Regions from separate parts of the Homo sapiens genome. Here all the other regions are linked to region 1. A link is a loop called in an ENCODE intact Hi-C map of the cell type or tissue named here. Cell type or tissue: dorsolateral prefrontal cortex. All regions are shown on one strand. Each heading gives the region's core, and the rest is flanking DNA. Links, peaks and the distances in the headings are about the cores only.

Region 1 (11,479 bases), core at 1,846-9,845:
TCTGGGATGTGCACGTCCAAGGTCCAGGAGCACTTCAGCAAGAGACCTGAGCTCAGCTGATTAAAGAAAGCATGATTCAGTCCTCCTCACCCAAGGGAAGGCCCACAAAAGATCTCTTCAGTGAAGAAAGGGAATGGGAAGCACAGTGCGCATGTGAGTGCAATCAGATACACCCCAAGTTAGAGCAAAGGGTCAAATTAAGGGGCGTTAAACATCCTGGAAAGAGCTAAGGAGAGGGAAAAGAAGAGAAGTGATTGTACACTTAGAGGCAAGCATAATCCAGGTTCTTATGTTTTGTCAGTGGAGAAGGGTTTGAGTCTAGCCAGACTGGCAATAGCAAATGCTTGGCCCTCAGTGTTTCCCACCCCAACATCTGCCACTGCAGGAGAGACAGCAACCAGTAAGAGGCTGCAGGGACTATGGTCTACAGCACTGGATGGGGGGAATGGCAAGGGTCCTGGGTGGCAGCACAGGTGGCAGCCAAGTGGCAACTTGTATGCCAGATGGGAGAGTGTCACATGCTGCCCCTGGCACACATGCAGCTCATTTTAGGGGACTAACAAAGCCCTGCATTTCTCAAATGGACATATGGTGTCAAAGAGGAAGGTATAAAATTCTATTATGTGGAAACCAATGAATAAAATCAAAATATTTCTCTCTTACTTAGAAGAGAATATAAATAAATGGAATTATCAATTATGATTTTCTAATAAAGAAGATAAAAACTTCCATTGAAATCTGAAGAAAGAAGAAACTACCTAAATAAACCCCAGCAGTGAAGCCCATTTTTCAAGACAGATACACCCAGCTTCTCTTTACAATCTACCTCCTGTTCTCAGCACTAATTTTCTCCCATCTTTATTCTGTCTGCTCATCTCAGTTCTAAGCTTCCTCTACAAGTCACTGACTAGTGTGGAACAGCTTTTCTAATCTACCCACATTCTTGTAGGCATGGTAATGGATCCCTTCAAATAGGAAATTGCTACTTTAAAGAGACAGGACACTTTGAAACCAAGACAGTTGAAAAGATGTCATTGTAAATTAACACAACAGACAAACAGAATCTGGAAAGAGTTATTTGCAAATGTATTTGGGCATGAAGAAGGAAGTGGGTCACAAAATTATGACCCCTGCATATTTAGTCTAATACACATCCTCATTCCAGACAACTAACTGTGAGCTATTGAAAATGAAAGTTTAAAGAGAATATAATAAAAAGACATTCTCATAACTTCTCCTCTGAAGATCCATAAATAGATTGGAAATAATGTCCAGGAGGCCTTTGCAACTGCTTGTGGGGGTAGCAGTAATTAACAGAATCCAAACACAATGTAATCTTCTACTTAAACACTGTCACCATTTCTTAATTTTTCCTTAAAATTATGATTGTTTCTTGCTAGCTTCCCTGGCTCAAAAGATATATTTAAATTGCCCTACTTTTGCTCCCTGCATATCAAAGAGAGAGAGAAAAAATGCAGCCTAGTTAGCCAGAAAGGAAAACAACATTTCTATAAGCATATAATCTTACTTTAAAACTGGCAAAGCAAGTAGAAGGGACTAAAAATGTTATAGCCTTGGTTCCATATTCATTACCTCCAAGTGAAAGCATACAATATGCGGCAGTTGCTGTATTAGGCTCTTTATTTCTTACTAAATGCAAATAAGTTCAAGCATAAATTCTAAAAAGGATAACCTTACTTAGATATTAGGAACAATTCTCTTCCTTTAGGGGACTCTGGAATGCTGAAAGAGGAAACCAGGAAGGTTATACAATTTTCTTTTTCATGAGATTATAAGGAAGATAGTAAGAATTTTTAAGGATAATCCCTCAATAACATATTTCCTAGAGGAAGAAAGATACAAATGCTCGTATAGCCCAAAAACTTGCTAATGGCAGAACGATGGACTTTTTTCATGAAGGGAGGGACCACTCTTTGTCACACAAGATCTATGCCTAGTGATGGTTCATAAATGTGCTAGAATAAATTCCTAATTCTATGTGTACATTTGAGTAGCAAGATGATTCTGAAAATTGTACTAATAGTTACTATTCCACTAATAAAATTAGATCCAGAAAGCAATTGGGTTTCCAGGCCACGGGTAAGCATATGTATAAAGTACTAATTCTTTAGGGCCTCTTTAAAGCACACTTTTTTGTTTTACTATGATACAAAAAAAAAGTGTAATTTTGGAATGTATGTGCATGTGAATGTGTCCAAAACCAGCGCTGAAATTAATAAGGGATCCTTATTTAGACACTATTACAACAAGAACCCCCTATTAGTCTGCTAGAGCTGCCACAACAAGGTATCACAAATTGGGTGACTTAAACAACAGAAATTTATTGTCTCACAGTTCTAGACCTAGAAGTCCAAGATCAAAGTATCAGCAGAGTTCACTCTTTCTGAGGCCAAGGGAAAGAAGCTATTTCATGCCACTTCCCTGGCTTCTGGTGGTTTGCTGACAATCTTTGGCATTCATTTGCTTGAAGAAGCATCATCTTATCTATGCTTTCATCTTTACATGGCAGACTCTCTAGATGCATGCCTGTATCTAAGTTTTATCTTTTTGTAAGGACACCAATCCTATTGGATTAGGACCCACCTGAAGACCTCATTTTAGTTTGATTACCTCTGCGAAGACTGTATCTCCAAACAAAGTCATATTCTAAAGTCCTGGGGCTTAGGATGCCAATATATCCTTCTTTATTAGGGGGTAACACATTTCAACCCATAGCATACTCCCCCGAAAGAATAATTACATAGGGTAAAAGCAAGCAAACATACTTAACCAGACTAGATGTCTATATTACTTTATTCCTTATACAAAGACTAGGTCTCTGTAAAATCAGACATTTTAATTCTGTCCTCTGAGCTGGCTCATTGTCTAGTGTTTTGGAAGCAACCAACTGTTGGTTAACTTTTTAAAATTCAATTTTCATAAGGTTGGACAGATATCATATAGACACAGCAAAAACAAATGCCATACCACTGGAATGACTCAGAGCTATAATCACAAGTCACAAAGGCACAACATTTTATTCTTATGATGAGTATCAAGTGGGTGTTATAAAAAAAAACCCCTTAAAAATGTGTGGTTTCTTTGTCTGATGTGTGTAGACTGCCTCAGGTGCTTTCAGAAACAATAGAAATTTTTTCCAAGTTTTATATTGGTCAACTTATTTTGATAATAATGAGAATATAAAATATTATAACTGAAAAGCACCTTCAAAATTGTCTAGTCCAACTCTTTAACATTATAGACTTGAAAACTGTGTTCCTGAGAGATTCCTTAAGTGACTTGCCCAAGGTAATTTAGCAAATTGCAGTAGAGCCAGAAAAATAATCTGAGACCTGGCGTCCCCTCTAAATTAATGATGTTCTGCTACAGGATAGCCATCATATCACCCTTGTCTGGAAATCACCTATGTTACCCAAAATTAGGCCCCCAATGGCCACACAGAGACTAGAAGTAAGTTTAGAATCTGTTGCAGAGGTCATGCACTATTGTTTTCTCAGGGCAGTACTGCCACCACCCTCAAGGGCTCAAACAAAAATTGTGATGTCTTAGAGATTTACTTAAAATGTAGTATATAATTTTACTAGTGTAGTTGTCTGCTTTCTCCTTTAAATCTTTAGTTCTTCCTAGATTATGGTTATAACAACCACATTTTCAAATCTAAATATCAGGACGCATGTTCTGATAGGAAATGTGTTTATCCCAATGTGTTTGCACATAATATCACTCATGGCTGGGCGCGGTGGCTCATGCCTGTAATCCCAGCACTTTGGGAGGCTGAGGTGGGCAGATTACGAGATTAGGAGTTCAAGACCAGCCTGGCCAACACAGTGAAACCCTGTCTCTACTAAAAATACAAAAATTAGCCGAGAGTGGTGGCGTCCACCCGTAATCCCAGCTACTCGGAAGGCTGAGGCAGGAGAATCGCTTGAACTCAGGAGGCAGAGATCGCAGTGAGCTGAGATTGCGCCATTGTACTCCAGCCTGGGTCGCAGAGTGAGACTCTGTCTCAAAAAAAAAAAAAAAATCACTTATTTAGTATTTTTTCAAATGACCCTTTTCTGAATGCATTAAGTCTGCTTGGATACACATATCCATGCCTATATCTATGAGTATTTCATTCACATGTGTGGTGGTGTGTTGGCAATGGAAACATATGATGGAATATTTAAAATAAGGATTGCCCTAGATTGGGGGATGGGGTGGGGGAAAGAGCAATTAGGACACCATGGTTGTGGCAAACACAAGATTAGGAGAGTTTGAATGGGTGGGGAAGTGAGAATGATTGTAGTAAAGTTTCCTGAGAAGGGAGAGCTGTCAAACTTTCAGGGTGAATAATATAGAGCCATTTTTGCATAAGGATAAATAGTAATCTCATCAGGGTCCAGAGTAGGGTGCAGCAAGGGAGGCACACAGGAGGAAGCAGCTAATAAAATACTCTACAGGTGATTCTCATGCTGGGCTGCCTTCATAAACGGCTCGTCCCAGGTGCCTCCCTCTACCACCCTAGACCCGGCCTGCCTCTCTTAACCTTCAGTAGTTCTTAAGGGAATCACTATGTTACAGTATTGCATAATAACTAATGTGCATAATTATTATTCTGAACCATGGAAGCACTAAATCACTTCAATAATTCAACCTAATAAGTCAGGGAAATGCACTTAAAAGTTTTAAGTAATTTAAATGTTAAGTTTGGACAAACAGAGCATTAAGCTTACATTCTCCGAAATAATCCAGTTCAACCAGAATGCTTCATACCTGATGATGCTTCATGACGTTCTGAAAATGACTGCACACTACTCTTTGCACATTACATGTGAACATACCTTTCCCCCTGTTCGAAAACTGCCTCTGATAGCCAGAGTCAGGCTCCTACAGCCACCACTGCATTCCTCGTGCCTGCCACCTTCATCCTTCTCTGATGGGTCAGAGCAGTCACCCAACACCAACCCAACCTAGGCCTACCAAAATCAACCTTCAGAGAATTTGAAATTTAGATACAGAGGTCACCAGAATGTCAGCACATTTATCATCAAGTTGTGGAGACTAAAGACCACCCATTCCTGCAGTTTGTGAGACTGGCACTTCCTTTCTAGTGTTGGCTGTTCACCTCTTAGTCCATAGGAGAGAGAAGCAACTTTCCCATAAATCTCTCTTTTGGTTTAACTTTACCAATATTCTGTTCCTTGTAACTCCCAATGCTGAAACAAACACAGACTCCTACCCCATGGCAGGAATTGTGCTACCTGCTGGGGTAATGAAGATAGATATATTAATAATAGTTTCCGCCTTCAAAAATCTCACAGAGCATCAATAGTAAATGTGGTCTTACTCTCACTTATTTGATTAATCCATAATTAATATATTTGAGCACATGTCTTTTCTCCTATGAGGAACACTGTTCATGCAGTTTGACACTGGAAATTCTGGCAAGACAGAGCGTTTATCAAGCTTTGTGGTTATGTGTATTAAATACAGACCTTTTAACTGCTACTGGTAACTTGTTTTTAACTATAGGATATAATCTCCTGATGTTATATTTAAAATATCATTTGATCCAGTAAAATTTAAATACCAATTAGAGACATTTTAGAAAAAAAAAAATTCTTTTGTTTGTTTTTGAGACAGGGTCTCACTCAGTCCCCCAGGCTGGAGTGCAGTGGTGTGATCATGGCTCACTGCAGCCTCAACCTCCTGGGCTCAAGTGATCCTCACACCTCAGCCTCCGAGTAGCTGGTACTGAAGGTGCTCACCACCATGCTTAGCTAATTTTTTAAAAAAAATTTTTAGAGACAATGTCTTGCCATGTTGCCCAGGCCAGTCTGAAACTCGTGGCCTCAAACAGTTCTCCACCTCAGCCTCCCAAAGTGCTGAGATTACAGCCACTGAGCCTGGCTAAAAAATATATATATATATATATTTTTATATATACATGTATATATATAATTTTTATATATACATGTATATATTACATGTATATATATATTTTTATATATACATGTATATATATTTTTATATATACATATATTTATATATACATATATATTTACATATATATACGAGAAAAAAAGTAACAAATTTCCCAGATAGTTAACAAGAAAGGAAGGAAATACTTTAAAAGTAAAACTTAAGATTTAAGTGATTTTTTTTTTTGCACTTTGAAAATACATCTTGCTTTAAACACACAAAATCTTAGCAGCTGGAAGCCTGTTATGTGTTTAATTAAATGGCCCACACATGTGTTTGTAATGCACAGCACTGTGGTCTGTGAACGGAATCCTGGAATCCCCGGGGTGTATGGTCAGCCTTTTGCCTCACTGAACTCTCCTCTGGAGGCCATGGGAAACAGGGTACTTGTTTGAGTTTTCTCCTCGGGTCCACATTTCCTCTATCGACTACTGCTGTGTAAACAGACTCATGTTCAAAAGGTGCTGGGCTCCATTGACCTAATCCACTCTGAAGTGCCAGATCTGTCCACACGTCCTCGGGATTAGGCCAGCATGGCCAGCTCACCCTGACTTTGCCTAAGGGATGGTGCAGTGGACTTGGACCTCCCCCAAGCCAGGTTCATCTGATTGGTTTCCCTTTTGCGCTCTTCTTCCCCTGGGAGAGGATATCCTCAGCATGGACTGGGGCCCACAGAGCATGGAAGCTGAAACACCGATTCTTCCTCAATGAGCTGAAGTTCTCCAGATGGCAGCAAGCGCTCGTCATGCAAATTCTTGGCAGCAGGGAGCCTGTCAAGTGGCTACTGCTGCTTATTGTTACCAACACTCCCCCACCCCCTCCACACAAATGCAGAAGAAACACCATCTGTCGCCTGTGGGGCTGAGCGGTTCTTTCCAAGTCCCTTCTAGTCAGTGCCGCTCAGCAGCCCTGCGCTGTGCGCACGGTCCAAACAGGAGTTGCCTCTCCTTGAGCCAGGGAGGACCCCGTCCGGTGCTGGCAGTTCTCTTCTTCCACGCCTCCTGGGCCTGGCCCCTCATCCAGGGCCGAGCCGGGGCGTTTTGCTAGCAGATTTCTCATAAGATAGTTATGTAACAAGAATAGGAAAACGATTGTGTTTCTCCCTTTAGATTCTGGGAAAGAAACAAGATGAACTGAGTTAGCAACGTGTCTCCATCACTAGTGAGAAATGTGAATAGAAGATAACTGGTTAAGGAGCACACTCCGGATGTGAAAAGCACAGCCTTGAAGTTAAAAGGTCGCCCATAACATCAGCGTGATTTCGGGTTTGTGTTCTCTTCTCTCCCACTGATGTTATGTCTCCTGATTAATGATGAACTCTCATAAGACCTAAAAACGTTCTGTACAAACGAAAGCTGTCGCCAAAAGACTCTAAGCTCTGGAGAAGGCTCAATATCTTGTCCATCTTTGAACTCCGAGACCATCCGTGCAGTCATTCAATAACTATTTTTTCTTGTTGTTGCTGTTGGATTTTTGTGGGATAGTTATATATACAAATACAAATGCAAGCAATAATAATATGCCATGTCATATCTGCGTTTTTAATGTTTTCTTTTTAACCCCAGAAAGTTGTTCATATGCCTCACCTCAGGTCATTCTATCTTCCTTTATCTGTGCAAATCTCCCATTTTATTTTTTAAAACATTTAGTATTAATTCCCCATAGACATAGACATCCCTAAAATGTAATCTCTGCCTTTCAAATCTACCTTTCATACATTTCCTTAGATGGATATTCCTGAAAAATATTCTACATTTGTCTTTTACATGTGTTTATTTTAATGTACATAGATTGAACTGTGATTGTATCAGTCCTGACTTTTTCACCATTCTTATCCTTTGAGGTCTATTCCATTGTCATTCTTCCTCACACAGATGTTACTTTCCCATGAAGCGTCTCGTTCTATTCCATTTTTTACTCCATGACTTGCATTAATGGGTAAATTTGAGAAGAATGGCTGGGCATGCTCTTCTCTGTCTTCCCCTTCTTCTTCATGGGTCCTGGCGACTTTCAGAGAGTCCACTTTTTCTCCTGCTTAGATGTGGCGCCCCATGTGGGCACCTGGCCCAAGGTGGAGATTCTGTCTACTCTGGTTTTCAGTGTTCGGGTCCTTTTTCACCCACACTAAACATCTTCGAATGCTATGTTATCAACAATAAAAGCAATATTTAGATCTCCATTCATTTTTGCTTTTATTTCTTAATTTGTTCAGAATCCAGATAAGGAAGATAATTATCCTTTGTTGGTAGTCTTCTGGGAGACCCCAGGAGTCTTTAGTCAACTAGGTTTCATGGTTTGCATTTACACATGATATTTACATATTCCACTGGTGATAAACACATACAATTGCCTCCTCCCCTTTGCTGACAGGACTAGCACTGTGGTAACCAAGTCTGCCTGTGGACGTGGGGGGGAGATTCTCTGGAGTGTACACCAGGAGGAGGATTGTTGGATCACAGTTACATGAATATTTAATTTTACTAAATACTGCCATATTACTGCCCATAGTGACTGCATCATCCTTACCTCCAACAACAGTTGATATTATGAGCAGTGGATATTCTGAAGCTACCTCACTTTTGCCAGCCTGATAATGGTAGCTCATGACTGTTCAAATTAGTAAACATTGGTCGGTGAGGTGGCTTACACCTGTAATCCCAGCACTTTAGGAGGCCGAGGTAGGCTGATCACTTGAGGTAAGGCGTTTGAGACCAGCCTGGCCAACATGGTGAAACCCTGTCTCTACTAAAAATACAAAAATTAGCCGAGCGTGGTGGCATGCACCTGTAATCCCAGCTACTCAGGAGTCTGAGGTGGAAGAATTGCTTGAACACGGGAAGCGGAGGTTGCAGTGTGCTGAGATTGTACCTCGGTGCTCCAGCCTGGGCAACAGAGCAAGACCCTGTCTCAAAAAAATAAATGCATAAATATATTAGGAAGCACCTGCTCATATGCTTGTTAACTATTTGATTCCCACCCTAAGCTTTTGTGAATTATTATTCATGTATTTTGTCCATATTTTATTTGGTTTACAGTCTTTCTTGCTTATTTTCCAAAAACCAATTATACATTTATGTGTATGTAAGATAATTTCTTGTTAGTTTTCACATTATAAATACCTTCCTTCAATCTATATCTGCCTATTAACTTTGGTTATGTAGTCCTTTGTTAAACAGAATGTTTATATTTGGATATTGCAAAACACATTCATTTTTCTTCTTCTCATTTGTGCTTTGGGTTTCTGTTGGAGCTTCCTCCACATGAGATCACAAAGATAAATTTCTCTATTTCTTCCATAACAGCTTTAGATTTTCGCCTTTCAACTTTAGCCCTTTAATCTAATTTAAATGGATTTCTTTTTCTTTTTTCTTCTTTTCTTTTTATATATGCTATGATGTATGAATTCCCAATTTATTTTTCTTCATATGGTGACCCAATTAATCTATTCCTTAATAAGGAATCCACTCTTTCCTTGCTAACTTCTTCTCTTTTCTTCCTTTTTTCTTTTTTCGAGATGGTTTCTTACTCAGTCTACCCAGGCTGGAATGCAGTGGCACGACCATAGCTCACTGCAGCCTTGCTCTCCTAGGTTCAAGCCATCCTCCCATTTCAGCCTCCTGAGTAGCTGGGACTAGAGGAATGCACCACCACACCTGGCTGCTTTTTTAATTTTTTTTTTTTATAGAAATGGTATCTCGCTATGTTGTCCAGGCTGATCCCAAAGTCTTGGCCTCAAGCAGAATCCTCTTGCCTTAGCCTCCCAAAGTGCTGGGATTACAGGCATGAGCCACTACTCCTAGTCCCTTGCTATTTGTGATTATCATCTCAATCTCATGTATTATTTTCTCTACTCTCTGGACTCTATTCTATTCTATTATCTACCCGTGTGTTCCTGTGCCGGTACCACATGTTTAAACAATAGTTTTTTAAATGTCTTAATTTCTGTTTGGGTAAGTCTCTCTTGGCTCTTTTTAAAAAACATTTTAACTATTCATGGGCCTTTATCTTTCTACATAAATTTTAGAATCAATTTTTTAAGTTACTCAAAAGTTCTGCTGGGATTTTGACTGGATTTGTTAGAATTAATAAATTAAGTAATGGAAATTTAAAATATGTATACAGAATATTAAATATATCTTTCCTTTTATTCAAGTTTCTTTGTCTTTTTATTATGTTAATAGTTTATTGAGGCCCTTGAATTTAAGGTTATATCTCTATTACTTTTTTAAAATCTATTTTCCTTATTTAATTGGCTAGAAGCTCTTATAATGTCATCAGGGTTGAAAATGAACATCCTTGTCTATCCATGAATGGACTGGGTCTAGAACTCCTCCATTAAAGATGATCTTGCTATAGATTTTTTTCATATAGCTTTATTATATCTAGTATTTCTTGTGAAATGAAATGTTGTAAATGGGTAAAATGGAATGATTATGCTGCTGTTGTGTTTTCTGTACCAGCTCGCACAAAAAGTAAATACAAGTCCAATACAACTCGATTTCATTTTCAGTGGTATTGAGGACATACATAGTTTATGCTAGAAAACATACTCCAGTGATTCTTAAATGTTAGCCTGCATCAAAATCACCTGGTGGCTTATTAAAACACAGATTTTGGGGACACATCTCAAAATGTCTGATTCAGTGAGTTTGCAGCCAGGCTCCGAAGTCTGCATTTCTCACAAGTTTCCAAGTGATGCTGATGCTGCTGGCCCAGGGAGCCACTTTGAGAACCTTGACAGAGTCACTTTCATTCAACTTTGATCTTCTCATAGGCAATTTAATATTTTATTTCAGACCCAAGTTGCATTTTGTGTCTTTGGCCAACAAACCATTACAATGTATTAGGTTGAAATATATATAGTAGGCCAGGTGCAGTGGCTCAAGCCTGTAATCCCAGCACTTTGGGAGGCTGAGGCAGGAGAATCGCTTGAACCCTGGAGGTGGAGGTTGCAGTGAGCCGACAGAGAGAGACTCTGTCACAAAAAAAAAAAAAAAAAAGAGAACATTTCTTATGTTTTTGTCAAGACCCTAAGAATGAATTTCTTGTTCATTAGACAACTTTTCATATGTAGAAAATCAGTTTGTGAGTCTCAAACGAAACCACTTTTCAAAGACAGGTTTAGGCATTTAGCTATGACTATTATACATCATAAATTGCAGGGATCACCTTAATAAATTCTAGCCAATCGGATTAAAACAAGTCAACAAGTCTTTGTCATACCCAATTCTGTTGCTAGTATAGGTATGGCCAATGATTTTACATCTTCACATTTAAGTTGATAGTGCATGAGAAATTAGACTCTTAAGAAGAAATTTCCTAAATGTCCAAAACATGATCTGTCCTGCTGAATTCTTTTATAAAGTCTTATTTCTTTTAAAAAGCATCTTGGCAATCAAGTCACCATTGTTACCCTTGTCTTCATGTTAAAGATAAAATTAGGAAAGAATATTTTGTCATTTGTAATTGCTGCTTCTTTATTCTCAGTTTGTTA
Region 2 (11,479 bases), core at 1,308-9,307, 390 kb before region 1:
ATCAATAGTGTTCACAGTCTGAAGATTACTAAAGAGCAAATTCTATTTACTTTTTTATGGAACTTAATGACCTTTACTAAACACATTGTATTTCCCAGTTACCAACATCTTAAACTTTACAGCTTCATAGATCGCTTACCAAAAGGATGAGATCAAGTAAGATTAGAAGATTCTCTAATATACATCAAAATTTATCCATAAAACTTAAAACAGTATTTTTTTCTCTTTCTCAACTAATAAGAATACTATTGTTCTGATACTTTCTTTGTTCATGTTTCTGATACATCTGTACTTGTTGTTGGCTTTCTTTCATGCACCCCTAGGAATAATATTTTTTTAGGACATTATTGCAGCAACACAGTGAATAATTTTATCTTAGTGAAATTCTAGTAGTAGTTTAAGAAGCACTGGTCCTCTTTAAATCTGATTAAATAAAAACTATAATAACTACAAGCAGTAAATAGCCAGAATAGAAAAGAGCAATATTAGAAATGCTAATAATCTGAAGACACAATCTAAATGAAACACAGGATAAGATAAACGTTTATCCAATTAACTCCTCAGAACCCCAAGAGTTTTGTTTCCTGTCTACCTTTTCCTTTCCTTCAGTTCTTAGTTTTATGTGGTCATTGTGTATATCTGCTTTTGTGTTTCCATTTTCCCTATTGTTTATCTTTCACCATAAATTTGTCCTTGTTCCTTTAGTTTAAAAATAAAAGAAATTTTATCTTTTATGTTTCTTAAAGGAAAAAGAGCAATTTTAGTTACCTTTAGATTATGGCCCTCAATTCACCATTTCATGAGTCACTTGTCCCAAATAGGCAAAATCTTCTTGACTCACACTCTATACCTGCACTGTCAAATACAGTGGCCACTAGCCACGTGTGGTTATTTAAATTTAAGCTTAAATTAATTAAGCTAAAAAATTAAGTTCCTCAGTTGCACTAGCCACATTAAATGTGCTCAAACACCACTTTTGTCTACTGGCTATTGTACTGGACAGAACAGAATGTTGCTTAGCATGGAATGTTGCTAAGACTGCTGAAGAATCCTGCTAGTCAGCCTGGTTCCACATTTGCAGCTTATCAAAAGGGACAAGGAATTAATGTGGGTATTCTATTAGTCTGTTTTCATGCTGCTGATGAGACATACCCAAGACTGGGCAATTTACAAATGAAAGAAGTTTATTGGACTCACAGTTCCACATGGCTGGGGAGGCCTCAAAATCATAGCAGAAGGCAAGGAGGAGCAAGTCACGTCTTACATGGATGGCAGCAGGCAAAGAGAGCTTGTGCAGTAAAACTTGCCCTTATAACAACCATTAGATCTCATGAGACTTATTATCATGAGAACAGCCTGGGAAAGACCTGCCCCCATGACTCAATTACCTTTCATTAGGTCTCTCCCACAATATGTGGGAATTCAAGATGAGATTTTGTTGGGGACACAGCCAAACCATATTAGCTATCTCCTCTAGCTGACAGCTTTAAGCACAAGTTAAAGGTAAGGGATCCCTCTCAAAAAATAATTTCATAATTTCTGCAGACAGGAGCAAATTCCTGAAAAGTGAAAAACAGAAAGCAAAAGCAAAATAAGCCTTCTTAAATGGACTGCAAACAGTTTAAATAATTTTTTAATTAAATATATTGAATCAACTCATGGCATTGCCCATGGAAACACAGGTTTGGAACAAAGCTCTGCACGACATTTGTATCACCAGTGACAGGGAGTTATGAGGGAGATAAGAGAAAAGGGCAATAATGACCTATTGCAACAGGAACATCACAGATGTATGGTTATCTTTTGACGTTCCCCCTATAATACATGTTAAAAGAATTGGTTTTTGCCTTCTAAAGAATTTGAGCCTCATATGCCACCTTGTCCCATATTTAAAAAAGTAATCTCACCACATAAAAAAGATCTGGGGGCTGGGGATGGTAGCTCATGCTTGTAATCCCAGCACTTTGGGAGGCCGAGGAAGGCAGATTGCCTGAGATCAGGAGTTCGAGACTAGTCTGGCCAACACGGTGAAACTCCTTCTCTACTAAAATACAAAAACTTAGCCAGGCGTGGCAGTGTGTGCCTGTATTCCCAGCTACTCGGGAGGCTGAGGCAGGAGAATTGCTTGAACGGGAGGCAGAGGTTGCAGTGAGCCGAGATCATGCCACTGCACTCCAGCCTGGATGACAGAGCAAGACTCTGTCTCGAAAATAAATTAATTAATTAAATAAATAAAAAAGATTTGGGGATATTCATTAGTTATATTCTATTCAATGCAAACATATTAAATACCTCCTACGAGTAATACTGTCTGCAAAGAATACAAAGGTGCATACAAAATCCCTTTGCTGAGGAAGCTTATGGTCCAAGAGGAGTGGCCTGAGCTTAAATAAGTATAAAGGCAAGTGTACCAGTAGAAACACATGTAAACACGCAAAATTAGTATGCAGAGTCAGAAAACAGAAAATCATTTCCAAATTTGGGAGCAGAAGGGAGTGGCTGGAATTGCTTTATGAGGGTCTGAAGTAAGCCTTGAAGATGGTGTAGCATCTTCAAGTGTGACATCATGCAGCACTTTACAGTTTATAAAGGGCTTTCATATGCATGGTCTCATTAAATAAATCTTTACAAAAACCATGTGCAGTAGACTTTACTATCTCTATCTTATAAGTGGTATAACTATGACTCAGAGTTATGTCACTTGCCCCAAATCACAGGATAACTAGCAAAAGTTACATTAAAAAGCCAAAGGTTTCCAGTTGCCAAATGCTCTCATCTTCCCTCTATAGCGGTGGTTCTCCTATCCTTTACACTGTTAAAAACTATTGAGGATCCAAAACAACTTGTGTTTATGTGGGCTATCTCTCTCAAGGTTTATTATAAAACAAAAATTTTAAATGATATTATTTATTAATTCATTTAAAATAATAAACACATGCTAACAGATACTTTTTTTTTACAATTACATTTGTCTGAAAAACTAATTACTGGAAAGAGTGACATTGGTTTACATATTTGCCAACTTTAATGTCTGGCTTAACAGAAGACAGCTGGATTCTCAGATCAGCTTCTCCTAAATCTGTTGAAATACATTATTTAGGGTAAAGTATATAAAGAAAATCCAGCCTCACATAAACATGTAGATGGATAGGAGAGAAGAAATTCAATAGCCTTTTCGGGTAACTGTAGATATTAATATTTGATATCTACAAAAGCTCAACCAAGGGTAGTTAGCTCCAATGGAAGGTAAATAACTGTATCAGTGCATTTTTTTGTACCGCGTTGGTTTCAAATCTATTGGTCTATATTGCACATTGAAGGACTCCTTTACTCATGAATGATTTTGTACCATCAACTATTGTTTACGTGGAAAATATTGTTTCACTGAGTGATACAGTTCGGATATTCCTCCTTCCAAATCTCATCTTGAAATGTAGGTGGGGCCTGGTGGGAGATATTGGATCATGGGGGAAGTTCCCCCATGAATCACTTAGTGCCACACCCTTGATGGTGAGTGAGTTCTCCCTCAGTTAGTTCGGGTGAGATCTGATTGTTTGAAAGAACTTGGGACCTCCCCTTTCTCTCTCTTGCTCCTGCTGTTATCATGTGACCACCTGCTCTTCCTTTGCCTTCTGCCATGATTGTAAGCTTCCTGAGGCCTCACCAAAAGCTGAGCAGATGCCCATGCCATGCTTCTTGTACAGCCACAGAACTGTGAACCAATTAAACTTCATTCCTTTATAAATTACCCAGCCTCAGGTATTTCTTTATAGCAATGTAAGAATAGACAAATAAACTGTTATGCCACTTCTAAATGTGGATACATTACATTATATAAGATTTTAAAATTCACATCTATTAAGATCACTGAAGTCTTTTATGTATCTTCAAGCTACAATGATAGATACAAGTTTTCCAAAATTCAAGTTTTCACTTGAAAGCTGAAATTTTATCATTGGAAAAAATTTTGTCAGTTGTTTTTCTTGAAGTGGCATGCTCACTTTATTCACTTTCAAGAAAATGTCTGCCAAATAAGTATGAACACTATAATTTGTCTGTTAGTTGTTCTTTAAAGTAAAAATAGTTTTCCAACAAAAAAAGTGGTCAGTTAAGCTTGCAACTCAAACAATCACACAAATTCTTTTCCTCCAGATTACCATTGACCATCCTACTTCAGTATGCAGCAAGTGTTTTATGCATATTTCTCATTTTAGGACACACAATATTAAAGAGATGGGTGATCAACAGTAAAAATCTAGCAAAAGTAATACATTTTACTTTTTCATCAAGAGTAATTTTCGATGAAATTGGCATACACACAGACATGTATATGTATGTGTGTATATGTATGTGTGTAGATATGTGTGTCTATATGCATATATCTATATATTTATATAAACTGCAAATACATGACAGTAAGTAATACAATGACTACTAGTGTAATTTGGTGTCACTGCCTCAATTCATGTTGAGGTGCCAACAATTTTATCACTATTTTTTTTTGTACCATCAGTGCAAATGTCAGCATAGTCAAAAAGGCAAATAACAACTCTAGTGTTATTCTAAAAACAGAATTGACCTTGCAGAATAGCTCTCAGGGACCTACAAGTGTTCAGGTACCTCGCTTTGAAGACTGTTTCACTGTAAACACTTCTTGCTTCTCCTGCTCAATTCCTCATGTTGGTTGCTAAATGAGAAAAAAATAGTCACTAAATGATATATTACTGAAAACACCATTTAGTGTATTAGAAATCACCAATCAGAAGGTAAATAAGTTCATCAAGTAATTTATTTATAATAAAAATCAAGTTTGCCCAAGTCACTGTTATAGGCTGAATGTTGTGTGTCACCCAAAATTCACATATGGAAATTCCAACTCCTCCCTGCCCTCAGTGTAGCTGCATTTTTAGATGGGGCCTTTAAGGATGTTTAAGGTTAAACGAGGTCACAAGGGTAGGGTATTGATCCAATAGTACTAATGTCTTCATAAGAAGAGATTCCAGAGTGCTCACTCTTGCTGTCTCTGCCATCTGAGCACACAGCAAGAAGGCAGCCGTCTACATGCCAGGAAGAGAGCCCTTAACAGGAACTGACCCTGCCAGACCTTTACCTGCAGCTTCCAGCCAAAAGAACTGTGAGAAAATAGATTTCTGCTCTTTAAGTCACCCTGTCTATGGTATTTTATTATGGCAGCCTGAACAGATTAATACACCCACTTACATTATAACTCACGAAAATGCAGTCCAAGCTCTAGAGTTTTACATTAAAATAATAGAACTGAGGACTTGCATGTGAAATGGTTGTTTTTCAAAAAGCTAAATTTCAAATGTCTAATGTAGGGAGATGTTATACTAAATTTACATGTTGGTTCAGCTCTAATGTGAGGAAGTTAGATTAGATTATTTCTTTCCTTAATGCCCCATACATTGCAAGAGCAAGAGCATATTAGCTTGAAGAGTCTGGATATATTTTCCAAAATCAATACTTGTTCTTTAGCAGTGACAGAGTAGCAGACAATTGCATAATGAAGCTGTCTGTCTTTATTTACACAATGTATTTTTGTATTCACTAGGCCAGAAAGAATAGTTCTGTGTAGCAGCTGTCATTGTATTTTTTGCTTATCTCAGTCCTGTCTGCCAGTGTTATAATTCACCAGCTGACACCCGCCTTGGCAGAAACCAAGGGCCATGATTTCATGCCAAAGCAACAACAGGGCTCTGAACTCTGACACAATTCATCTTAGTTCTAGTTAGTAAAGGGGGATTCTTTGAGTTTTCTCTGCCTTCTGTTGAAGCATTTCTGTGTTGGGAGGGGAGAGGGCGAGGAGGAGATAGAGGGGGTGGTGGTGCAATGGAAAAGAACACTGGGAAACAGTTATGGCTCTGTCTGGTGCTGTGGAAGAGGGTCACAGGAAGACAGGGTCAGTTGTGAGGGATAAAGACTGGACACCCAGATAATGAAATTCCTGCTTGTTTGATTTTTCAGAGTTGGAAGGATATGAGAGCACATTTGGTATCCAAAAATACACTTCTGTTCAACTCACACTATTTGGAGGTTCAAAGTGTAATTTCTGGCGCTTTCTGATTTAGGAAGCTTAGACTCAAGCATGAAGGCAGTTGATTGTAGTCATCAAAAAGCCCTGTTTTGGTTGTGAATGCTAAATAAAATAGAAAACACACTTGCTCAAGTTAATTTCTACCTATTAATGTTCATGGTTCATACAGGTCTTATTCTGCAGATAGAGTAATGGCAGGCTTTACAATGTAGGCAATGTTAAACCTGAAAGAAGTTGTGGCCAGATAATCATAATTTTCTTTTCTTTTTTTTTTATGAACTTAAAAGATCAGATTTATTTGGAGAAAACAGAAATCCCACAACCCAAAGGATGGGATTTTACATCAAGACATCTCCCAGGTAATAAGTCTACAGATTACAAATCATTTTCATAGAAGATATTTTTGTACAAGTTTTACATGTATTCAGGAGCGGGACGTTAATCAATCCCTGTTTCTATTTTAATAGGGGGGATAAGGTAGGGGAGAGGGAGAAACAGTTTTGGATATAACTATTTGGAAGGAGAGTAGACATGAAGAGGGCAAACCCTAGCTTTTCATTTTCTACAATCAATGGTTTTTTTTTCTTTAAAAAAAACAAAAACAAAAACCTTTCAGTCTTCAATACTCTTTGAAAGCCCACTTCTTAGCTACTGGCCAATCCACACCAATTATTTAAATTCACTTGGTACACACCTTTGTCCACTGAGTAAATTACATTCATTATGCCCACTGCTGCAGCACGCATAAACCAACACCCCTGCATGGCTGAACAGGGCCTAATCTAGGACTGATGGGAGAAGGGCTTGCAAACCAAGATCAAGGTGTCGTTTCTCTGCTCATACTGTCTACCAAGTTGATCCCTACAAAAATGCACATAAAAGCAGGCAAGTTTAGCTACTGTGTTGCAAGAGAAACCAGGACCTTGTTAAGTAGTTCTCTCCATTACCATTTATTCTCTCAAGGGAAGCTTTAAGAAATAATAATAAAGAAAAACAACACATTGGTCTGGCCACCTCATGAATCCAACTAGCATTGGTGTGGCATTTCAGTGGAGAAGGAAACTTGGGGGGAAAAAACCCATCAAGGTTGTCAGAAAGGCTCCCAATTTAACTGTCCCTGTCCCTATTTATCCACCTTCCAAGACCATCCATTATTCTAGAGCACTCTGTTCTATAAAAAAAGGGGTCAAAACACCAGGAGCAGGCAAGGAGTGAGAATCAAAAGACATCAAGAAACCGATTTGCTTGAGAAAAGCAGCGATTCTTCCTTTCATAGCTCTCCATGGCTGAGAGAGAAAATGCCGAAGACATCAAGTATGTGACTTAGAGACTGCTTTTTGGGAGGTTAAGAGTAGCATGAAGAACTTAAGATGATGATAAGAGTCTAAATTTTTAGTTTCAAGGTTTCAACAGACTGTGGATATATTCAAACTTTCAAAAAGGACAGTGTTTAGAAAGGGTAAAACTAATTTTCTAACAGTCTTTCCTTTTTATTGTAAAAAAAAAAAAAAGATGCTCATGTACCGACTGTAAGAATCCCCTAGGTTTCCCACCATATACCTAGAATAAGAACCGTACTTTCCATTCCATTTCCTGATACTAGGCATGTCATGATGCACAAAGTAAAATGTCAAAAAAAAAAAAGATAAAACAAACTAGATAACTGAGGTCTTTCAATATCACTTTGGCTGACATTATCTTAATATATCAACAACAAAAAATTGTAAAGCTAGATCTATTAAGGTCACCGCCTTTGTTTTTCTCTTTGCTTTCTGAATATACACATAATCTGATTAAGAAAGCTTTCAATAAGGGATTGCCTTAAAAGTAAATTGACTTTCTATTGTATAATAGGCTGACATTTCTTGGCAACCTACGGAAGCTGTTCTGATGAGCCTCTGTGTTAGTAAAGAATACATGTAAGTTGTTTCTGATTGTGATCTTGGTATTGTGTTAACGGCACAGCCCTAAATATGGAGACAAGCCTCATGTATTAATGTTGCAAACTTACTAGGAAGAACAAAAACAAAAGGAATAATAATTTATCAAAATCTCAACTAAAACTACATTATACAACATTCAACACAATAATCACTGAATACCAAAAAGAATATTGGTTTCATGTGTTTTGTTGAATGAATAATACCAGATTTTCCCGTTGAAGGACAATTTGCAAAGAATATTTGGACTATGTATTCTATTGAAAAGATCATCCTTATTTGCAGGAAGAAGCTTGAAGGACATTAGTTTTTTACCTTTAAGCTAATAAAGTAATTCTGATGTATCAGTGATGAACCACACATACTCCAAAGGAGAACAACCTCACTCCCATCAGCCTTTAAAAAAAATCAAGGCAGAAGAAAAGACTCTATAGATCTTTGTGATCATCTTTAAGTTTATATTTAAAAGCTGACACACACATTTGAGTAGAAATGGCTAAATGTGAAGAAAAGGGATGGGGGCACACAAGATAACCAAATGGTTTAGGGCAAGGTGGTGAGCAGGCAAAGCACAAATGCTGAACCAACAGCAGCATCCTGGCCCCCAGTCAGAAACTGAGCTCTGGCCATAGAAGGAGGCTCTGGTCATCTGAACAATGTGAGGTCAGAGAGGATGGGCAAATCTACTTTCTCCCCAACCATCCTGCAGGCTTTCAAGATGGTGTTGAAAAACTAGTCGCCCACACTATATCTGGCCCTCAAAACACAAGCAGGCTATGAACATGTGAGGTTGGCTCACAAAAAGTTAGGAGACAAAAATCAGGTATGTCATCAACTTTTTAAAATTAGCAGGCTATGCATAGAAATACAGGTTTTCAAATTCTCCCTTTAAGAAAATAGCCAGTCTGACAAAACTGAGTGTATGTCTTCACAAGCTCAAATAACATGTTTAGGTGAGCCCTCCAATTTGCCATAGCTCCTACACTGCCTTTTTAATCCCCACCCAACCTGCTTCAGTCATTTATGTTAGATATTATTTCTTCAACTTAGTATGTCAATCCTGATGAGAAATCAATTGTTCATTTAATTATAGTTTCTTTGTAAATTTACCTGGTTTCTGTTCCAGTAATGTTACATAACAAACAACCCCAAATCTCCGTGACTTAGAACAGCAATTGCTTATTTCATATTCACAGCTCTATAAATGGACTGCAGTACAGCTGACCTTGGACAGGCTTATTTGGGCCTAACTGGGTTCTAAGCTTTCTGCTGGGTTCAGGTATGTTCTTCATGTCTTTATCTTGGGAACTATGTTGAAGGAATCAGCCTAGCTGGGACATACTCTTCATGAAAGAGTGCAAACTCAAAAGGGTTTCAGATTTGGAGCTCGCACATTGTCATTTTGCCCTTGACCAAAACTAATCACACAGCCAACCCCCAAATCAAGGATCCAGGGAAGTATATACCACTCACCCTGGCAATGGTAAGCAAGAAGATTTGTAAGTAAATAATACAACCTGCCACCATAGGCAAACTCTGTCTCCTCTCTTGTACCTTTGAACATTTCCTTTTTATTCTTGATCTATCAAATCACTATTTTTTATTCAAACCACTTGACAGCTGGTGTGAACCTTTTCATTTGAATATCTTCCTTCAATTCTAGAAAACTTTCCTGTTTTCTTTACATGTTGTTGTTGTTTATAAGCCACTTCCTTTATTATCTTCTGGAATTTCTTTTAGACAGCTGTGGACCTGTTCATCACTCTACCGTATGTGTATTGTAGTTTCTCTTTTCTTACATTTTTTCTTTCTGTTTGTTTGTTTGTTTTTTGTTTTTGTTTAACATGGAGTCTCACTCTGTTGCCCAGGCTGGAGTGCAGTGGCGCGATCTCGGCTTACTGTAACCTCTGCCTCCTGGGTTCAAGAAATTCTCCTGCCTCAGCCTCCCGAGTAGCTGGGACTACAGGAACGTGCCACCACGCCCGGCTAATTTTTTGTATTTTTAGTAGAGACGGAGTTTCACCGTGTTAGCCAGGATGGTCTCGATCTCCTGTCCTTGTGATCCTCCCTCCTCAGCCTCCCAAAGTGCTGGGATTACAGGCGTGAGCCACCGCGCCCAGCCTCTCTTCTCTTTTTTAAAACTTTGTCTCTTCGTGTCTCTGTTTTACTGCCTTCTGGACAAACTGCTGGATTTACCTTTCTTATCTCACTTTGTATCCAATTTGGAGTAGCCTATCTACTGTTTTTAATTAGCAAATTTATCTTTTTAGTACTTATAATTAATTTATTTTTGCTACCATTTGTTTTATTTATTTATTTATTCAATTTCAATAGCTTTAGGGGTACAAGTGGTTTTTGGTTACATGGATGAATTGTGCAGGGATAAAATTTGGACTTTTAGTGTATCTGTCACCCAAATAGTGTACTTTGTACCCAAGGGGTAATTTCTCATCCCTCATCACTTTCTCATTCTTTCCTCTTCTGAGTCTCCAATGTCCATTATACTATTCTGTAGGCCTTTGTATATCCATAGCTTAGCTCCCACTTGTAAGTTAGAACATGAGGTATTTAGTTTTCTCTTCCTGAGTTACTTCACTTAGGATAATGGCCTCCAGCTCCATCCAAGTTGTTGCAAAAGACATTACTTCATTATTTTTTTATGGCTGAGTGGTATTCCATGGTGTGTGTATGCATGTGTATGTGTGTGTACACTACATTTCCCTTATCCACGCATCGATCAACAGGCATTTAGGTTGGTTCCATACCTTTGCAATTCTGAATTGTGCTGCAATAAATATACAAGTGCAGGTGCCTTTTTGATATATTGACTGCTTTTCCTTTGGGTAGATACCCAGTGGTGAGATTGCTGGATCGAATGGTGGATTTACTTTTAGTTCTTTGAGAAATTTCCTTATTGTTTGTCATAGATGTTGTACCAATTTACATTCCCATAAATAGTGTACAAGCATTCCCTTTTCACCACATCCATGCTGCCTATCATTTTTTGACTTTTTAATAATGTCCATTATCCTGACTGGGGTAAGGTGGTATCTTGTAATTTTAATTTGCATTTCCCTGATGATTGGTGATGTTGGGCATTTTTTCATATGTTTGTTGGCCATTTGTACATCCTTTTCTTGTTTTATTTCTGCCTATTTTTAGTTCATTTTTATCTCCCTTCACCCATAAGCTTATTTGCATCTTTTCCCATGCTTATCTTCTCCTCTCCAAGTCAGTAAAAGAGAAATTTCTACTGTCTAATTTTTGTAACTTTCAAGATCCCATTCTCCTCTGTGTCCTCATGGCTCTCTGTTGATTATTTTATTTTCACTTGTCTCTTTAAACTCTCCATATACTATGTCTTAGCCTGTAGCCTTTAAATATATTCAAGTTTAGCTGACCTTTTAAAAATTAAACCTTATACCTCTCTGATATTACCCTCCTTCTCTTCACAGTTCATATTATGGAAAACAGTACCTGCCAT
Region 3 (9,740 bases), core at 1-8,000, 170 kb after region 1:
GTTAACCCACAGTGTATGAAATAACTGAAAACCCAAAATGCATCTGGCCTCCTTCATTATGAGCAAAGCTTTGTATGAAGGCCATTTCAGTCTTTGTTCTTTAGGAATTGTGGGTTTCACTCACGTGGGTGATAGTGCAGCAGTTGCACAAGTGACATGTGCTGTAGAGTTGGGCCATCATCATTCCTTGAAAGAACTGTCCCTTCCAACGGAGTATCTAGGAAACTTTGGGGTCAACATTGTAGACTGTGGTTCAGCTTTGGTTTATGGCTTCCACATTGTTCCCTTTCTTTCGGGCCTCCTTCCTGGTGCTTAACGCAAAAATTTTCAAGTTGTACTTGACTCTTCTTTTTCTCTCACTCTCCAGTTCTAATTAATTGGTAAAGCTCTTTCTTCAGATTATTCCAGATTATACCCATTTCTCACTCTGCCACTGCCACTTTGGCCCACATCTCCCACACCTCCATAAATATAAGTCAGATCACGTCACTCTTCTGTATAGAATCAACCAATGTTTCCATTGCACTTAGACTAAAAGCCGAAGTGCTTACAATGGCTTTGAAGGCCTATCCAACTCCCATCCCCCAAGTTCTCACACCTCAGACTCCTAATGCTCTCCTCTGGCTCACTCTGCTCCAGTCCGTCTGGTCTCCACGTTGCCTCTTACACTCCCAGGCACACATCTCCCTCAGGGCTTTTGCACTTGCTGTTCCAGTTGCATGCAATGTCCTTTCTCCAAATATTTGTTTGGCTTGTTCCTTTACTGACTTCAAGTCTCTATTCAAATGTCATGTCTTCTTTGACCACCTATATAAAGTATGCCCTCTCCTCTTTACCTAATTAGGTTTTCTCCATAGATTTTATTGGCATAGGACATAAATACTCACTTGTTTTTTGGTTGTTTTTTTTTTTTGTCATTTCTTACTATTAGAACATTAGCTCCATGATTGTGAAGATTTTGCTTTCTTCATTGTTGTTTCCTCAGTGCCTAGACATGGCTTATATCAGAGGTGCTCAATAGATATTTGTTGGCCAGTCACGGTGGCTCATGCCTGTAATCCCAGCACTTTGGGAAGCTGAGGCAGGCAGATCACCTGCACATACATGCACATATATATGTATACACACATACATAATTGTACTGTTACAGTTATATGGTAAATATCTGTGGGTTAGTTGGAAAAAATAACACAACTTGAACTTTGCAGCCTTAACTCATCCGGTTAACTAGACCTGGAATACTCCTTCTTATGGGTTGGAATTCAACCAGGAGTTAGGGACCAGCCTGGGCAACACAGAAAAGCCCCATCTCTAAAAAAAATTAATGATAGGCCAAGCCTGGTGGCTCATGCCTGTAATCCCAGGACTTTGAGAGGCTGAAGCGGGTGAATCACCTGAGGTCAGGAGTTCAAGACCAACCTGGCCAACATGGTGAAACTCCATCTCTACTAAAAATACAAAAAAAATTAGCCGGGTGTGGTGGCACATGCCTGTAATCTCAGCTACTTGGGAGGCTGAGGCAGGAGAATCGCTTGAACCAGGGAGGTGGAGGTTGCAGTGAGCCGAGATCGCACCACTGCACTCCAGCGTGGGTAACAGAGTGAGACTCTGTCTCAAAAATAATAATAATAAATAAATAAATTAAATACATTTTTAAAGTAAAATAAAAAATAGAAAAAGAAATTATACCTAACCCTTAATCAAACAGTAACTTTACTGTATGCTGAAGCTCCACATCTTTTTTATTTTCTCTATTTTTATTTTATTTTTTATTTTAGTTTTTTTTAGAGGTGGGGTTTTACCATGTTGTCCAGGCTGGTCTTGAACTTCTGGGCTCAAGTGATCCAACCACCTCAGCCTCCCAAAGTGCTGGGATTATAGGTGTGAGCCACTGTGCCCAGCCCTCAAATCTTTTTTAAAAATACATAGTAACTATGTGACTTATTTTATTTTTCCTAGTCCTAGACGTTTAAGAAATGTTCCTATTCTTTCCTACCTCCATTTTTTGCAATTAGCCTGTAACACCTCAGGAGGGTTACGTTTTATTCAGCTTTTATTCCCTGCAGCCTGTAGCACAACTCTTTATGTAACAGGCACTCAATTATGTTTGCTGGATGGAATTTAAGATTAACAATAACAGACATAGTTGTCTGTGCCTGTAGTCCCAGCTACTCATGAGGCTGAGGTGGGAGGATTGCTTGAGCCTGGAAAATTGAGGCTGCAGTGAGCCGTGATCATGCCACTGAGTATAGTCACACTCTAGTCTGAGGAAAAGAAAGAGACCCTATCTCAAAAAAAAAAAAAAAAAAAAAAAAAAAAAAGAGGCCAGCTGGGACTACAGGCGCCCGCCACCACGTCCGGCTAATTTTTTGTATTTTTAGTAGAGACGGGGTTTCACCATGTTAGCCAGGATGGTCTCAATCTCCTGACCTCGTGATCTGCCCGCCTCGGCCTCCCAAAGTGCTGGGATTACAGGTGTGAGCCACCTCGCCCAGCAGCAGAATTCATTTCTAATTTAGATAAAGTCCACATTATATAAACTGGCTGTATGTGAGCATACATAAAGTTTATCCTGTTGATTTAAATTTTCCTACTGAGAATAATAACTATCTACAACTCCAACACCAGCATGTCTTCGGCCAGCTTGGTGTGTCCAGCCATAGCACCTTTTTTAACTAGTTTATTTGCTCTCTTTCTCTCCAAACATACTCTGTTTAGTGAAACTTTATTTTATGTTTCCCTTTAGTGTGAGGCACCACCCAGCCTCACACAAAGAAAGTTGTCTAGGGCTGAACCAAGGCGTGTGCTTCAACAGGGGAGGTTGTTTTCTAATTGCCTTTTTTCATCACTCACCTCCACGCCACTGAAGGACATACAAGTAGATTTTATTTTTAATTATTTTTCTTACTTTTTTGAGGGTGTGAAGTTGTATGTGTTGTTGTAATTCTAAGGGAAAAAAATAGCTCTAGAAAAGAAGCTATTTCTTTCTTTTTATTATTAAGAATAAGTTTTTTAAAAAAGGAACTGTCATTCCATTAAGGTCTTCATCTGTTAAAATTGTTCTGTGGACAGGAAGTTGAGGAATTTTTAAAGTTCTTTCCAAAAATTTGTTTTTTCTTAAGGAAAAGTGAAAAAAAAGATTTCCAGGTATCTCTCACTGTCTTATTCATCATTCAGACATTCTACTTTCATCTCAATACCACCATGAAATGAAACAAACTTGTATGAATGATATGTTACTGATCTAACCCCCAAAATCCTTTAAAGACAGGATTTCTTAATTTGTTCTCTCATTGGATAAATGCTCAAAGAATACACGGAGGTCTTTTAAGCTTAGTTGGAATCGACTTATTGGGCAAGTAATGAATCTGATTGTTATGTTAGCTTCCATGTCAGCAAAATAACAGATGTACAAGTATAATAGAGGAGAAAAAAAGTTGCTTTTGGATTGTTAGAGCAGGTGCTACATGAAAAAAAAAAATCACATGGAACTTTCTCAAGTGCATTTGGAAACACTTGGAAGGTAGCCAGGAGGAAAGTTCTCCTTCAATCCCTTGGACATCCAGTTGTGAGCCAGGATTAGGCTCCTGAACAGCTGAGTCAATGAGGACACTGACACCATGTCACTTCTTCAGCTCTTTATTCCTCCCTCACCCTCCAACAAAAGCAGCAGAGATTGCCCTCCCCCACTAGCACACACACATACACAGAGTCCAGCTGTCAGATATGGCTTTCAGGGAACACCAGACAGTGCTGAGTCCCAGTCCGGGGTGAAGGCAAGTTACCATGGTTCTCTGGCTATTATTGCGTTCAGCACATCAGGGAATGGAAATAAGTGCGCACATGTTCTAAAAGGCCCTTTGGGAAAAATCAGTGGGGCTGCATGGGAGACACAATGGCAGGCTTTGTCGCAGAGAAAGGATTTGGTCTGGCAAGCAACAGCAGTCCTGCTGGACACAGGGTTTGTCTGCACAGGCAGGATGGGAAAACCATGTGCAGGGTTTACAGAACATCCTCATTAGAAAAAAGTAGGGCATTTAGCATAATTAAAAGTCATCCTGAAGACATCAGGTAAGAGCCTGCTGTTTTTAATTAATTGTTCCTGTGATCCTATGACTTTAAAAGGAGTGCCGCTCTTGCCCATAGAGGTTTAGAATTACTTCAGAAACATAAGTCATTTAGTTGGGGGCAAAACAGCATCTGTGAAAGTTTGAAAAAGGCAAAAGAGGAAAGAGAGAAGAAAAAGTATGGGATAGTGAGAAAGAGTTGAAAATTATGAAGCTACTAATATATAATTTGCAAAGATTATCCTGTTGTGTTTTCATGCTCTGTGCCTTAATATCCTCACATCCAAACTACAAAGTTGGGGCAAAACAGCATCTGTGAAAGTTTGATAAAGGCAAAAGAGGAAAGAGAGAAGAAAAACTATGGGACAGTGAGAAAGAATTGAAAATTATGAAGCTACTAATATATAATTTGCAACGATTATCCTGTTGTCTTTTCATGCTCTGTGCCTTAACATCCTTGCATCCAAAATACAACTCCCCACTGACCTGCATCCTGCCTTGATATATAAATTAGTTTGGGGGAAAAATTCCCAGAGTCAAGGTTAAGAGAAAACAGCTGGGACATAAACTACGAGCCATGTGTCATAGATTTCTCCAAGTACGTAGAGTTTAAAAAAAAGAAAACCCTATTTTGAAGAGTCAGCATGTCCAGAACAGGTAGGGTGAACCAAGGACTTTATATGGTCTCCATATTCATGAAAATAAATATGGGGAAGACTATATAACTGTGTCAGTTATGCAAAGGGGGAGGACTAAACAACATAAGAAATCCTGTCCAAAACTTTTTTTCTTTCTGTTATAAAATCCCCAACCTAAATTATCTAAGTAATACTATAACTCTCTGCTTTTTTGTGTGCCTAGTGTAGAGAAATGGTTACTTTTTTTTTTTTTTTTTATGAAACGGAGTTTTGCTCTGTCGCCCAGGCTGGAGTGCAATGGCACGATTTTGGCTCACTGCAACCTCCGCCTCCCTGGTTCAAGTGATTCTCCTGCCTCAGCCTCCCAGGTAGCTGGGATTGCAGCCATGCGTCATCATGGCCGGCTAATTGGTCTTGAACTTCAGTTGTATATTTTCTTCTGTTCTTCCACTGTTTTTTTTTTTTTTTTTTTTTTTTTTTTTTTTTTTTTTTTGAGATGGAGTCTCGCTCTGTCACCCAGGCTGGAGTGCAGTGGCGCGATCTTGGCTCACTGCAAGCTCTGCCTCCCGGATTCAGCCATTCTCCTGCCTCAGCCTCCCGAATAGCTGGGACTACAGGTGCCCGCCACCATGCCTGGCTAATTTTTTGTATTTTTAGTAGAGACGGGGTTTCACCGTGTTAGCCCAGATGGTCTCGATTTCCTGACCTTGTGATCCACCCGCCTTGGGCTCACAAAAGTGCTGGGATTACAGGCGTGAGCCACCGTGCCTGGCCTTCTTCCACTGTTTTAATTCTGTTATATAAATTTGTATTCTGCTTTTCTCACTTAATATAGCAAATGTATTCCTGTGTCCTGACAGTGTATTGGACATTCCATGCAAAGTACTGAAAACTATACTTCCTTCTTTTTATTTTTTATTTTCAATTTTAAATTAATTTTTAAATTTATTTATTTATTTTTAAAGACAGGGTCTTACTTTGTCTCCCAGGCTAGAGTGCAATGGTACAATCAGCTCACTGCACCTCTAACTCCTGGGCTCAAGCCATTATTTTGCCTCGGCCTCCCAAGTACTTGGGATTATAAGCTCAAGCTATATTGCCCAGCTAACTTTTTAAATTTTCTTCTTCTTCTTTTTTTTTTTTTTGTAGAAATGGGGCCTCACTATTTTAACCAGGCTGGTCTGAAACTCCTGGTCTCAAACCATCCTCCCATCTAGGCCTCCCAAAATGTTGGGATTACAGGTTTGAGCCACCATACCCAGCCACCTCCCTCTTTTAAGAAGCCACAGTTTTCACCAAGCCCATACCTCTTCCTCCGTGTGTGTGTGTGTGCGCCCACATTCTGTGCCATGTAGCCCTGCTACCATAGGCTGATTGAGAACCAGCCTATGACTGGTCCTCATCAGTCTGTGTGTCTGTGAATAATATCTGTGTGTAGACATTATTCAACACAGACACTCTCTATTTTATTAGGACTTGTCAAATTCATCAGATTTTCTGTCAGAGCTTGTGGAAGGAAAGACGTAGTCATTAGTGGAGTGATGAAGAAGCTGAGGGAAAGCCACAAAAAAAGTGATAAAGCAGGAACCACGAGGCAATAGAACTCAGGCAATAGAAAGTGAAGTAGAGAAAAACTGGATCATTGAGATTAAGCTGAGTCACCCTGATGTGTAAACCACCAACAGAGCCAATTAAAAAGTCAGCTGCTTCCAAGAAAGGATCAAATAATTGAATCAGAAGAGATGCACTGAAATCTTCAGTAATATTAGTTAACACATTAACAGTACTTACTATGTTCAGGCATTATTCTCTTGTCTACTTATATTATTTCAACTAATCTTCCTATCAATCCTACCATGTAGCTTCTCCAGTCATCCTCATTTTAAAAATCGGAAAACACAGGAGCAAAGTAGTTCAGTGACTTGCCAAAGATCACACACAGAGTAAATGAAGATGCCAGGATTCAATCTCAGGCAGGCTGGGTCCAAGATCCACAACTTAACTACTCCATGTGTGTCCCCCAGAGACTTTTCAGTTCTTTACATGCCCTGCAATAAAGATTTCCTGTTCTTTCTTACTTCCACATTTGCCTTTATAATACATTTCTAATGCCTGAAGTCTTCTGAATGCCTGCATATGTCGCTGTTTTTGCAATCTGAGACACTTCTCTCGTGCAACACTTTAATACATACATACATATGTGTATGTGCATGTATGTTTGAATGCTTATATAGAAAGATATATATATACACACACATGTATATACATACACACATATATATATATATATATATATATATATAGAGAGAGAGAGAGAGAGAGAGAGAGAGAGAGAGAATCAATCCAGTGGCAATTAGCCAGGCATGGTGGTGTGCACCTGTAATCCCAGCTACTTGGAAGGCTGAGATAGGAAAATTGCTTGAACCTGGGAGGTGGAGGTTGCAGTGAGCCGAGATTGCGCCATTGAACTCCAGCCTAGGTGACAAGAGCGAAACTTGGTCTCAAAAAAATAAAAATAAATTAATCCAGTGGCTAATGCATAGCTATTCCAAAGAGACAGAAAGTAGATAAGTGATGGCTAAGGGTGGGGGTTGGGGAGAATGAGGAGTAACTACCAATGGGTTTGGGGTTTCTTTCTGGGATGATGACAATGTTTTAAATTAGATAGTGTTGATGGTTGTACAATTCTGTAAATATACTGAAATCCACTGAATTGTACACTTTAAAAGATGTAGATTTTATGTATGTAAATTATAGCTCAATTAAGCTGTTACTAGGGGAGAAAAAAAAGTCATGATATGAAATCTTATCTCCTATAAGCAACATCAGAGAACAGAGAATCAGAGAAAATCTTGATAGATCATTTACCTGCCCACAGGCAACCAACTGCTAATTCCTGGCAGCATTTTAACATCCTATCAACATTTAGAGTAATATCAAACATGCTATCTTTTATCCTAGCCACTCTTTAATGAAATATTCACAAATATAAACCATTATTTGGGTAAAAGAAAGAAAATAATTTTAGTCAAGTTGACTCAAAATACTTACTGCATTTACAGCATATAAGTCCTAATGAAGGTATATATATATATATGTGTGTGTGTGTGTGTATATTTTTCAATTGATTGCTAATAACTATAAAAATATAGCAAAGGACAGTCTAGTGCACAGATTAATTTTTTTCTATTGAATTATTTGTTTTAAAATGAATTTCTAGGATTGGAATAACTGAGCAAAAGGGAAAGAACATTTATATGATGATTTTTATATACTATTATTGTTATCCAAAACAGCTATACTTATTTAGCATGCCTTGAACAGATTATGAGAATCTTGTAGTGTTGTACTACCTTATCTCAGATGAAGTTCACCTCCTGAATTAAGGGTTTTTAATGATTAAATATTACCTAAGTAATCTGATTTAGCAGAATGGACATTTGCAACAATATTTTGTGTTGCAACAAGTTTGACATGTTCCCTAAGTCAAAAGCAAGTGTCCTGGGAAATTCACCATAAATAAGGTCCTAGATTAGTGATTAACTAGTTGAGAACAGGGCATTTTGTTGGACTGCTCTCTGGGATGTTTAGAGAAAGAGAGATTAATAGTGATTACCTCTGCTTAGAAGTTCAAAGAATTGAGAAGTTAAGAATCAAAATCCTTAGTTGACACAGCATTCATTTAGTTTAGTTTTTTTGTTTGTTTGTTTTTGGTTTTTTGTTTTTTTTGAGGTGGAGTCTCGCTCTGTCACCCAGGCTGGAGTGCAGTGGCAAGATCTCAACTCACTGCAACCTCCGCCTCCCAGATTCAAGCAATTCTCCTGCCTCAGCCTCCTGCGAAGCACAGCTTTCATTTAGTTATGCAATCATGAAACACATTTATTAAACATTTTGCTATAGTCTTAATGTTTGTGTTCCACATCAGTGTGTTGAAATCTAATCCCGGCTGTGATAATATTAACAGGTGAAGACTTTGGGAGATGGTTAGATCGTGAGAGCAGAGCTCTCATGAGTGGGATTAGTGCCCTTATAAAAGAGACCCCCAAAAAACTCATTGTTCCCTTTCACCATGTGAGGACACAGCTAGAAGGCACCATCTATGTGACAGCAAGCCCTCATCAGAGGCTACTGTTTCCATGATCTTGGACTTTCCAGCCTCCAGAACTGTGAGAGATAGATTTCTGTTGTTAATAAGCCAGAAAATAGTATTTTCTTATAGTAGTCCAAACAAAGACAAACCTACCATTTCTTTTACTCATTAAAGGCAAGTAGTCTCCCCACTGAAGCATTTATAGGCTAATGGGAACCCAATGAAAGATGCATTGAACCTCGGGGGATACAGGGAAGATATGACTAAGATTGCTGTTAGTCATGGAAGATATTACATCCATGCCAGGTTGAACCTGCCCACCTCTCTTTTAGTAATAGAATGCCCAATATTTAGCCAGGGGTGGGGCCACCCTGAGTAGAATTCATTTCCCAGCTTCCCTTGTAAATGAGGTGTGACCATGTGACTAGTTAGGGAGATATAAAAAAAATTGAGTGTCAGTTTCAACAAAATTTATTTTTAAACAGCCAATGAACATACTTTTCTTCTTTTTTCCTCCAACCTCCATTTTGTCACAGAAAATCAGTTGTGAAGGTTGGTGCTCTGGCTGACATCTTGGAACATGAAAAAGGGACCTAAATTCAGAGCTATAAGCTAGAAAAAACCGTGTCTACAAGATATTTTGTAATATATTCTAACAGAGTGAATTGCTTGCCACCAATATTCTTTTACATAAAGGCAACTACAATAAATCTTCTTTCTTGTTTAAGTCATTGCTAATTGGAGTTCCTTAGTCACATGCAGCCAATCCTAAGTGACTGAGAAGGCTTCTTTAAGTTGAGTCTTAAAGTCTGATAGAGTTTGCCAGATAAGGAATATGGAAAGGGGATTCCAGGTGTACAGTCATGAACAAAACTAGAAAGAAAACCCAAAGAGGCAAAGGATTTGGTTGGTAAGGCATGGCATGAGATTAATTAAGACCAAAAA

Evidence for each region. A loop is a pair of places that touch in the nucleus more often than their neighbours do. Peaks named below come from ENCODE experiments on the same cell type or tissue, not always from the same donor. Only the 100,000 strongest peaks of a DNase experiment are listed, where the experiment ranks them.
Region 2: it touches region 1 in a loop (3-fold over the local background); 3 of 110 quality-filtered maps call a loop at or near these places.
Region 3: it touches region 1 in a loop (13-fold over the local background); 2 of 110 quality-filtered maps call a loop at or near these places.

Annotation. Positions count from the first base shown.
Region 1 is chr6:113,558,122-113,569,600 of GRCh38, forward strand. The region is part of intron 1 of LOC124901379 (a long non-coding RNA gene); the gene reads right to left. Among named protein-coding and RNA genes, the nearest start is that of LINC02541, 86 kb to the right of the region's middle. RefSeq lists enhancers at 5,959-6,723, 6,724-7,487. In dorsolateral prefrontal cortex, for the core only: a CTCF peak has its summit at 6,736 (motif pointing right); a DNase peak (open chromatin) is centred at 6,790; H3K4me3 peaks cover 1,229 bases; H3K27ac peaks cover 995 bases.
Region 2 is chr6:113,167,004-113,178,482 of GRCh38, forward strand. It overlaps LOC105377955 (a long non-coding RNA gene), which reads right to left. Exons shown (of 4, transcript XR_942893.3): 2 at 6,044-6,157; 3 at 4,621-4,687; 4 at 1,492-1,559. It overlaps LOC105377953 (a long non-coding RNA gene), which reads left to right and starts at 5,038. Exons shown (of 6, transcript XR_942891.2): 1 at 5,038-5,134; 2 at 6,343-6,414; 3 at 7,910-7,974; 4 at 9,192-9,274. In dorsolateral prefrontal cortex, for the core only: no CTCF peak of the experiment used is centred there; a DNase peak (open chromatin) is centred at 5,678; H3K4me3 peaks cover 975 bases; H3K27ac peaks cover 1,291 bases.
Region 3 is chr6:113,728,952-113,738,691 of GRCh38, forward strand. No RefSeq gene overlaps it. Among named protein-coding and RNA genes, the nearest start is that of LINC02541, 84 kb to the left of the region's middle. In dorsolateral prefrontal cortex, for the core only: no CTCF peak of the experiment used is centred there; a DNase peak (open chromatin) is centred at 3,840; H3K4me3 peaks cover 646 bases.